Linked DNA regions of Mus musculus: region 1 is linked to region 2. The links are chromatin loops, found by intact Hi-C in ENCODE. Cell type or tissue: heart. All regions are shown on one strand. Each heading gives the region's core, and the rest is flanking DNA. Links, peaks and the distances in the headings are about the cores only. Region 1 holds the start of Gpr146 (G protein-coupled receptor 146). Region 2 holds the start of Mafk (v-maf musculoaponeurotic fibrosarcoma oncogene family, protein K (avian)).

Evidence for each region. A loop is a pair of places that touch in the nucleus more often than their neighbours do. Peaks named below come from ENCODE experiments on the same cell type or tissue, not always from the same donor. Only the 100,000 strongest peaks of a DNase experiment are listed, where the experiment ranks them.
Region 1: it touches region 2 in a loop (2.9-fold over the local background); 1 of 42 quality-filtered maps calls a loop at or near these places.

Annotation. Positions count from the first base shown.
Region 1 is chr5:139,378,967-139,384,335 of GRCm38, forward strand. All of the region lies in intron 2 of 3110082I17Rik (RIKEN cDNA 3110082I17 gene), which reads right to left. Gpr146 (G protein-coupled receptor 146) reads left to right here and starts at 1,673. Exons shown (of 2, transcript NM_030258.5): 1 at 1,673-1,777. In heart, for the core only: a CTCF peak has its summit at 2,354; DNase peaks (open chromatin) are centred at 1,595, 3,105, 3,405, 3,955 and 3 weaker places; H3K4me3 peaks cover 4,226 bases; H3K27ac peaks cover 4,835 bases.
Region 2 is chr5:139,786,574-139,791,942 of GRCm38, forward strand. It overlaps Mafk (v-maf musculoaponeurotic fibrosarcoma oncogene family, protein K (avian)), which reads left to right and starts at 4,963. Exons shown (of 3, transcript NM_010757.2): 1 at 4,963-5,139. In heart, for the core only: CTCF peaks have their summits at 3,038 and 4,902; a DNase peak (open chromatin) is centred at 4,878; H3K4me3 peaks cover 876 bases; H3K27ac peaks cover 1,226 bases; H3K27me3 peaks cover 276 bases.

The sequences.
Region 1 (5,369 bases), core at 321-5,320, 410 kb before region 2:
CCAAGCCCACGAAAGACAAATGCAACGGCTCGGGGAAACAGGGCTGCTCTCTGGTTCCTGCCCAGCATTTCGAAGTGCCCTTGTGGAATGCAGCTGATCTTATCAACTGCCACTCCAGAACAGCCAGGAAGACCTGCCAAGTCCCAAGAATGTGGCCCGGGAAGGGAAGTTCCGGGCGTTTCCATGGCGCTTGGCCTCGGCAGGGCACTGGGCTGCTGTGTGAGCTGAGACTCGTGACCACTGAGTACACGGCCCGAGCAGGGGCCATGCCTGACCCTTAGGAGCCCTCCCTGCAGCACGAGGGAGGCCAGCTCTGTGGGATTTTTCAAATATCAACCTCAGAGCACGAGGTCAGACAGCAATTCACACACCCTACCATGTCCAAGATGTCTAGCTCGGGGACATGCCTGCTCAATGGGAGGACCGCCCGCAGCCGAGTCGGCGGCTGGGCCCTCTTACTCTGAACATCTGTGCTGTGCTTCGGGTGGTGCAGAGCAGGCAGCCAGTGGGGCCTTGCACTAGGAGGGTGCTCGGTTCACCAGCAGCACTCCCCAGTTGTGAGTGAAACCTCACAGGAACCCTCTGGAAGGCCCAGGAACCCTGACACTTCAGAGTCTCACCAGGAATCCTGAGGGTCAATTATTTATGGTTTACTTTCATTTTAGATTATGTGCCTATGGAGCCCAGAGGTCCACCTTGGCCATCATTCCTCAGGTGCTGTCCACCTTGTTTTTTATAAGACAGGGTTGGCTTTTTGGGGGTGGGGGTGGTTGGTGGCCTGAAATGTGAAAGTTAGATAGGCTGGCCCAAAGGGCCCCAGCGCCTGCCACCTCCCTAGCACTACAAGCACATGCTACCACACTCAACCTTTCTGACATGGGTTCTGAGGGATCAAACATAGGTCCTCCTGCTTGCAATTGGGCCAACAACTCCAGGACCCTCCCCCCACTTTTGACAGTCTTACTTTGCAACCCCAGTTGGCCCAGAATTTGCTATGTAAGCTACAACAGCCTTGGATTTATGGCAGTCCTTGCTCTGCCTCTTGAGTGCTGAGATTATAGATGGGCACCATCATGCCCAGTTAGGCTATCTGTGTGTGTGTGTGTATTTTGTTGTTGTTACTCTTTGTTTTTTAAGATCTCATGTATCCCAGGATACCCTTCAGGTGACTATGTAGCCAGGGACAGCCTTGAACTTCTGATCCTCCCTGCTCTATCTCCTGAGTGTTGGGACTACATGTATGCACGCACCACTACCCCTGGCTTATGTGGTGTTGAGGACTAAACGCCGGGCTTCCTGACTGTTAGGCAAATACTCTAAATGGCACCATTCCCACTTTCATGTTGGACAGCAGCTACACAGTGGGTCGGAGCTGTTTTCTCCGGACAGCTCCACTTAGACGCCTCTAGGACCGGGGAAGCACAGGTCGGGGAAATTACAAACTTTAATGGGGGCAGGTGCGCCGCCCTCCAGCATTAAGGCGGCCGGCCGTGGCTGGCCAAGGGGATTGTCCGTTCGGACTGGGGGCGGAGCCTGCGGGAACTAAGCACCGGTTCCAAGAAAAGGGCGGAGCCACCGAGCTGTGGGTCGGGAGAGAGGGCAGGGCCTGACGGCGTTGCTCGGCGGGCGGGGGCGGGACCACGCGAGCAGCCCCCGGGGGCGGGACGGGGTCACGTGTGTACACAGCCCCCACGGCGTGCGCGCCGTGAGCTCCGCTGCCTCCTGCAAGCCCAGCTGCCCGCCCGCGGCCGGTGCGCGGGCCGCCGCCCAGCGAGCGGTGAGTGGGGCCCGGGGAGGGGAGCCCCTAATGCTCTGTTCCAGGCGGGAGGAGACCGCGCCAGGCTGCGCTGGGTGGACGCCAGGGACAGGGAGTGTGGTCCTGAACCCGCGGCGGGCGGTGGGTTTGCTGCCCGAGGAGGCGGACGGGCTCTCCTAGGACGCTACGGTTACCATCTTCGTCCCTTCTGTTGGTTAAGAGCGTCAGGACATTTGGAACCCGTGCGTAGAGATAGCGGAACTTGCGCCATCGGCCCTGAACATTCATCGGGCACGGGAGGCAGTACCAGCAACTAGAACCCCAAGTGAAGGGATACAGTTTCTTCGGTCCTCAGGCTTGCTGACTAGGACTAACTTAGTACCCGCTGTCCAGAACAGCACCTGCCAATTTAGCGCGCCCCGGTCTGTGATTATGTTCTTGCGAGCTGCATTCCTATTCTCGTCCTGATCCAGCAACCTGACATCTATGTCCACCTCCATGTATCAGAGGCACTGATAACCTGGGGTTAAGCTAGCTTGAAAGAACTATAAGTTAATCCTATTGAAACGCCTCTGGACGTGTCCTGAGGCCACTCCACCCATAGGGGACCAGGCACTATCTCTGTGAGTGCAAGGAAACACTATTAATAATTACACTAAGGGTACAGTCACATTATCCTAACCTGCCATGTAAGTCTTTGAAGAACAACCACAAGGTCCAGATTTCCAAACTAGAACCTCTGGTTGCTCCCAGGGTACAGTGTATCAGTGTCCCCGTGACTCTTTTTTTTTTTTTTTTTTTTTTTGGTTTTTCGAGACAGGGTTTCTCTGTGTAGCCCTGTCCTGGAACTCACTTTGTAGACCAGGCTGGCCTCGAACTCAGAAATCCGCCTGCCTCTGCCTCCTGAGTGCTGGGATTAAAGGCGTGCGCCACCACGCCCGGCTCCCCGTGACTCTTGAATGGGCTCATGAAGAAAGCTGCGACACATCCAGCTAAACCTAATGTGGGGATGCATGGGGATTTAGGTCAGAATGTGTAGGCTGAGTAGTTGGGAGGGGATGCCTGTGTGGTTCACAGACTGGAGGAGACTCTTGCAGCTCCCTGGGCATTCTCTCCTTCCTTACCCCACAATGTCCTAGCATAATCCCCTCCTTTAATGACCCAAACATACTGAGACATGAAGCCAAGCCCTTGGGGGAGTGAGATCTGTGCTCACAAGTGAGGCTCCTGTTTTCCTTAACCTGCCCTAGTTACTTGCTCCTGCCTGCAGCCTCTCAGCTTCCCTGTGGCTCGAGCTGTCCTGACCCAGCAGCCGGACAGTTCAACCTACAAGTCTGGCTGGCCAGCACTGGGTCACATGTGTCTCTGAGCTCTCAAAGGCCCTGGTGGCCCAGGACTCCAAGCACCACAGAGGCTTCAAAAGGCAGAGAGGACTCGGTCTGCAGAGAGACGTGGTTGACTTTTCAGCAGAGACGCAGAGTGACCTGTGCACCCCAATGTCCACTCTGGGGACCCTTTCATACAGGAGTTTCCCCATCTGAATTAGGAGCGCTGTAAACCCAGCAGAGCATTGTTGTGATGGGAGCAAATGTGACAAGATGAGTAAAAATAACCACCAGAGCCATGATAAGATCTGTGGCTTTGAGCACTTCCCTGCAGGTGAAGCCACACCCAGGTTTTTTTAAAAGCTGAGGTTATCAGGAGCCCAGATGGGGGTGCACGCCTACCCGGTGACTGAAACGGAGACTATCTGTTCTGAGTTTGCTCCTTGTTCTGAGGACGCCTCTATTTATCTATTTTTGTTGTTGTTGTTGCTTATTTCCCACTACCTCCTCCTGGTGTTGTGTCTGTAGTTGAGGCTACAGGCCTCAAACTGTGTTAGTCAGGGAAAGAATCCAAGTTAACAAGTAAACTGTGAGCAGAAGAATAAGTTCTCTCTTCCTCCAGGGAAAAAGGCAGCCCAGGGTCCCATATAGGCACCCTGCCTGCTCTGAGGCAGAAGTAATTTGGTCTCAGCCTCTCTATCCCCCACCCAGCTCTCCTGCAGCTGGCAGCAGCTCTCTTCAGAGAGAGACAGGGCGCTGTTTTTATGTTGTATCTAAGCAAGCTGCCTGGCCCAAGCTTGCTCCTCTGCACACAGAGAGATAGGCTGCTGTGCTCAATGGACCCAAAGCAGACTGCCTGGCCGCACTCCTTCCTCTGCAGTGTGAACTGGGGAGAGCAAGAGGCTCTGAGAATCCAAACCACTCATGTACGTCATTCAGCTTTCTTATCACAGGCCAGGAAGGCAGGGGCGGTTACAGGAATCAGCCTGAGCAATCCACGTGCGTGCGCAAAATGCCTGCCACAGCCTCTGCCTTCCTGAGCTGTGAGCTCCTACCGCTGAGTGTTGTTTGCCAAGGCTTCTGATCATCACTACAAAGGGAAATAAACATCTAGAAGTCATTTTTGAAGCACTTAATTTTAAAACATGCAGCCAAAGTTGAGTCTCCCGGTGCACAGCAAGCAGGTCCCCTTATAGCAATCCAGCAGGCCTAGAGCAGCAGATGGCCCTCTGTGACTGTTTGCATATTAATCCGAAAGTCGAAGGAGTCAGGGCATGACTGCAGTCTGGTACGAGGGGCACCGTGTCCAGTCTCTGCTGTCCTTTCATTTACAGATCTCCAGCCGGGCACTGGGGCACAGCATGGGAGCCTCCCCATCTACAGAGGCGCCACAAAATAAGATGGGAGATGGTGCCACCCAGTGCCTAGCTGAGGGCCCGAGGTCAGAGAGGTGCAGAGAGGTGTTCCCAAAGGTGCACTCAAAGGTCCACCAGACGAACAGGGAGCAAGGGCCTAGGTAGGCTAGGACTTGTAATGAAAGCCAGAGGTGGTCCCCCCCCTTTTTGTTTGTTTGTTTGTTTTCGAGACAGGCTTTCTCTGTATATCCCTGGCTGTCCCAGAATTCACTCTGTAGACCAGGCTGGCCTCGAACTCAGAAATCGGCCTGCCTCTGCCTCCCAAGTGCTGGGATTAAAGGCATGCCACACCACTGCCCTGCCAGCCCTCTCTTTTAATGGTATGAGGTATGGAATGCGGGACCTCATTGAGCATGGAAGGCAAGTGGCTTACTGTGGAGACACCTCAGCCCCTCACTGGGAGATTCTAGGCAGGCAGATGCTCTCCTGCTAAGCCACGTCCTCCGCCCTGTTTACTTTGAGACAGGGTCTCTTCCAAGTTGCCCAGGCTGGTCTTGTATCATTACTCTGCAGCCCAGACTGACTTTGAACTTGAACTCTTCCTCCCCCAGTAGTAAGTAGGTGGGATACCTAGCTTGTGCCCCTAAACAACAGAGGATGGAATTCCTGATTAACAGACAAGAAATGAAATATGGAACGTTGCATGAGTCTGCTCCAGCCATGTAGGAACAGGAGGGTCTGGGTCCACCAGCATTGTCTGGGGGCTGTTCCCTCCAGGCTACTTCTGGCCACCCAGTCTGGGTGGCCGTGTTTTTGCTAGAGAAATCCACTAGCAATGAGTTGATTTAAATATGGCATACAAGAAAAAGTCAGTGTCTCATCCTTGCTCATCTCTAAATGCTTCGACAGCCCAGTCTGAGGATGGACTCTTGT
Region 2 (5,369 bases), core at 200-5,199:
CACTCAACGCGTCGCTTGATTATTTGATGAACACAGATGCAGTCGTGTTGGCAACATGGATGCTGGGCAGGTTACGATGCACTTTGTTTTAATATAGCCCAGGCTGGCCACACACTCGCTAGATAGGCAAAGATGACCTTGTACTCCTGCTCCCCCTGCCTCCACTTAGTGTTGGGATTATAGGCGTGTACTCCCACACGTTTGGTGCTGGTGATGGAACTCAGGGCTTTGTGTAAGCGCTGAACCACATCCCCACTCTGGGAAGCACCTGTTCTCTACTGGCCCCTTTCATCGAAGTGATTATCATTTTAAAGTGGAGGCCCTGGGCACTGATCTGGTGACTATGTGTCCAAGGCCACGAAGCTGGACAAAGTGTCAGGAGCTTTTGAAATCTAAACTCTAACCACCCTCTTCAGGCCTCTCTTCTCTACAGCCCTAAGACCCCCCCTTGTCCTGGTAGCCAAAGCCAGTGCATTGTCTTTTCCTTGGAAGCCATTATGAATACCTGTAGCTCTCCCTGCAGCCCTCATAGAGTGCTGGGGATGGGAGCTCACTAGCCCCACTCTTTTGGGAGGGAACTTGACTCTGAGAAACATCCCTGAGGACATAACTGTGGCTGGACAAGTGCGCAGTCTCTGTTCATTCATTGATTCTCCCCTATGAAGGTAAGGGGGCAGTCCTGACAACACTACATCCATCATTCAAGCAGGAGGCAGCACTCGCACCGGTAGGAACTTCCACCGGCATGACATCCAACTCACAGGCCTCAGTGGCTGGTGCTGGCTGCCCCATCAGCTCTGGGAGGGTCATGTTCTAAGGAGACACCATACAACATCCTGGAGTCTGGCCTCTTCATTTTCAGGGGTCTGTAGGGGGACCAATGGGGTGAAGGCGCTACCCTTTCCCATCAGGCTTGTGCTGACCCACTCCTGTCTGTAGCCTTACTGCTGAATGAACTATGTTGCTAGCTTCAGGTTGCTTCCATTTCTCCAGCTTTGCCAGAGCCATCTGAGTTCCTACTTGCTCTCTGGAGGAAGGAGTGTGGGCGAGCACTTGAGTGTGGACTCCCAGCCTCCCTATGAACATAGATTGCCCTTCCCTAAGGACCAGCCCAAAACAGCTGGGATGAAGGGTGAGTTCGGCTCTAACCCAAGGGACAGGACCCTTCCCAGGGCAGTAAGGGATAGATTATCAGGGTGTAACCAACATCGCCTCTCCCATAAAAGCCATTATAAAAGAGAGCGTTTGTCTGGGCAAGCCAAGCCACAATCACAGGTCTCCCCAGCCGCTCAACAACTGAATCCATGTGAACTGGGTCGGGCGTGGCACCCAGCCATAATCCTAACACTCCGGAGGTGTAGACAGGGGACTGTCAAGTTCCAATGTCTTCATATACAACTCAGGTTGTTAAACTCATGACCCTCCTGCCTCAGTCTCCCAGGTATTGGTATTACAGGTGTGTACCACCAGTGTCGTCTGTGACTCTGTGTGTGCACAGGCTTGTGTATGTTGAGACCAGAGGGAAAGCTAAGCTGTTGTTGCTGTGCCACCCACCTTGTTTCTTCTGACAGAGCCTCTCACCGGCTTGTCTCACCCCAAAGACCCTCCTGACTCACGTCTCCAGTGCGGGGCTAACCCATGTATACCACCACATGTTACCTTTTCAGTATTTTCTCTTTCTTTTCTATTTTTTAAAAGATTTACTTATGGGCTGGTGAGATGGCTCAGTGGGTAAGAGCACCCGACTGCTCTTCCGAAGGTCCAGAGTTCAGATCCCAGCAACCACATGGTGGCTCACAACCATCTGTAATGAGATCTGACTCCCTCTTCTGGAATGTCTGAAGACAGCTACAGTGTACTTACATATAATAAATAAATAAATCTTTAAAAAAAAAAAAGATTTACTTATTTATTATATATAAGTACACTGTAGCTGTCTTCAAACACACCAGAAGAGGGCATCCAGATCACATCATGTGGTTGCTGGGATTTGAACTCAGGACCTCCGGAAGAGCAGTCAGTGCTCTTAACCGCTGAACCATCTCTCCAGCCCCCAGTATTTTTTTAACGTGACCATGTTTTGCCTTCATATATGTCTGAGTACCATGTGTGCCAAGTGCCCTTGAAAATCAGAAAAGGGTGTAGGATTCCCTGGAATTGTAGTCACAGAGAGTTTAAGAGCTGCCTTGTGAGCTCTGGGAACTGAACCCAAGTCCTTTGCCAAAAAGAAAGAGAGAGAGAGAGAGAGAGAGAGAGAGAGAGAGAGAGAGAGAGAGAGAGAGAGAGAGAGAGAGGGCAAACTCTTAAATGCCCTTAACCATTGAGCCATCTCCCCAGCACCCCACCTTTTTATTTGGGTTCTGTAGTCAAAACTCAAGTCCTTCTGCTTGCCCTGCCCCTATTTTTCTGGATTTTTATTTTTTGACACAGGGTCTCTGTAAGTTGTCCTGGAGTTTGCTATGTAGACCAGGTTAGCCTTGAACTCATAGAGATTCACCTCTGCCTCTACCTTCCCACTGCTGGGATGAAAGGCATGAGCCACCACACAGGGCCTTTTTTTTTTTTTTGGTTTTTCGAGACAGGGTTTCTCTGTATAGCTCTGGCTGTCCTGGAACTCACTTTGTAGACCAGGCTGGCCTCGAACTCAGAAATCTGCCTGCCTCTGCCTCCCAAGTGCTGGGATTAAAGATTAAAGGCATACGCCACCATGCCCGGCTTTTTTTTTTTTTTTTTCAAATAAATCTCTTGCTTGAAGGAACTAAGGAGAATAAGATATCCTAACAAAAATTCCATGAAAATAGCGTTATTGGACTCAGATAAATGGCAGCAAACCTGCCTGACTCGAGAGGACCAGTTGGAGCAGGTCCAGCTATGCATGGTGGTGGCAGTGAGGATGAAGGAAGGGTCCTTCAGAACTTGGAGGACAGCTCTGAGAGTATCCTGGTGAGATGGACATCACTAATGTTGTTATTGGTAGGCTGAGCTGCTCTTGGCAGGTTGTAGCTGACCTGGACGGATCTGGGTGGCTCCCCTTAGTGGCAAACACCAGAAGGACATTTAGGAGCAAGAACAGATGTGAGGCCCATTGCAAGAGGTCACAGTGCCTGCAGCACACTGAGCTACACTGTGGAACTGACCACACAGAAAACCACGGGTTTCCGGATGCTTGTGCCTGTCACCCTCCAACATATTTCCAGAGTGCCTCATAGACTCGCTCTAAATAGTCCTGGGAAGGCACAGTGTGTGGGCTTGAGAGCCATGTTGCTAGGGCTCAGGGATGCCTCCTGCTCATCCCGTTCTCAGCCCTGAGCATCACTTCGGCCTGAAAGGAGGACGTTAAATTGCATTCTGGGCATTGCCTCCCCTCCAAGGGTAGCAGTACCAACACCCTGCAGTTTTGTCCGTCTGAGACAGGAAAAGGGGGATGGCTCCCATGTAAGGACATCTTGGGACTCCTAGGCACATCTAGGAATCCAACTGCTGCACTGCGCTAGAGTACAGGAAGTTCTGTGTGTGCTCTTGCCCCCACCGAAGCCTATGGAAAACAGCCATATGTCCATGCATCCCCAAGTCAGAGAGATATGGCTTTCTGTCTGTTGTGGTTTGAATATGTTAGGCCCAGGAAGTGGCACTATTAGGAGGTATGGCCTTGTTGGAATAGGTGTCTCACTGTGGGTGTGGGCTTTAAGACCCTCATCCTTACTGCTTGGAAGTCAGTCTTCCTAGCAGCCTTCAGATGAAGATGTAGAACTCTCAGCTCTGCCTGCACCATGACTGCCTGGATGCTACCATGATCCTTGATGATAATGGACTAAACCTCTGAACCTATAAGGCAGCCCTAACTAAATGTTGTCCTTATAAGAGTTACCTTGGTCGTGGTGACTATTCACAGCAGTAAAAACCTAACTAAGACACTATCCATTGCTTACAGGGAGAGGGAGAGGGGGGAGGGGGAGGGGAGGGGGAGGGGGAGAGGGAGAGGGAGGGAGGAGAGGGAGGGAGGAGAGGGAGAAGGGGGGAGGGGGAGGGGGAGGGGGAGGGGCAGGCTTAGGTGAAGGCACTTAGGGTGAAGGCAGAAGGATTAAGAGCTTCAAGACAGTGCCAGTGAGGTGGCTCAGTGGGTAAAGGTACCAAGTCTGAGTTCAATTTTCGGAACCCAAAAGTGGAAAGAAAAAACAGATTCCCTAAAGTTGCCCTCTGACTTCCACACATTCGTGGTAGTGTGTGCACACCAATCCACATACATATGAACACACATATAAATAAGTAAAAAAAAAAAATAAAGTTTTATAAGTGTTCCAGGCCACTCTGAGCTGCACAGTGAGACCTTACCTCTGTCTCAGATATAAATCAAAAGGTCATGGTATGGGTCAGAAGAGGATGCTACATACATATCTCTTTCTCCTTTGTAGGGTGCATCTGCCTTGCTGATTATGTGGTGTAACTGAGCCACTTCGCCACCTTGACGTGGGCTTGGTGTTAGGTCCAGAACATGGTCACTAGCCAGTTGGCCTCTATTCTCTCTGCCAAGACCCGGGGAGGCTCCAGCAGCCTCAGGATCACAGTGAGTAGCATAGACGACAGTGGGTGACATAGAGACATAATGCCCAGGCTGAAAGTTCAAGGAAACGTGGGGTCCATACCCAGTGTGCGTCACGCTCGCCTGACACCCCCTACCTTGGGAAAGGAGCACAGACCCCGCCCCGGGTGTGTTGGGGATGGACAGGGCCAGGAGCTCAGCAATGAGACAACTGCACGTGGAAGCATGTAGGAGGACCCAGGGACTGGGGCAGCGAGGGGCGTGGCCATCAGGGGCGTGGTGCCGACGCGCGGCCAGAGAGGGCGTGGTTTTGGTGAGCGAAGAAGCGTGAGCAACAGGGGCGTGATCACTAGGGGCGTGGCCATCGCGGGGGCGGGGCGGTGACGCGCTTCGACGCGCGATCCCGGAAGCGGTGTCAGTACTGGGGAGCCGGCGGCGGGCGGCGGGTGGCAGGGACTTGTTGTTCTTCGCCGAGTCGGAACGAGAAGTCCGAAGCGCGCAGGCGGAGACGGCGACTAAGGGGAGCGCGAGAGCAGAAGCGCTTGTGAAGAGTGCGTGTCCGCAAGGAGCCGCCGCGCCCGGCCCCGCGCGCGACCCGGGTGAGTGAGGGGCTTCGGGAACTGGGTAGGGGAACCCAGAGTTCGTGCACCTGCGGGAGGAGCACCCCGAAGGCCGCGGGACCCAGCCTGGGCCTCGAGCACGTGCCACGCGGGACCTAGCTCAAGGCCCACACGGGACCCACCACGTGCGGGAGAGTGGCACCCGGGAGCCGTGCGCACCTGGCCATTTCCGTCGGCGTAGAATTCGCCCCCACCTCGCCCCCGGCCGG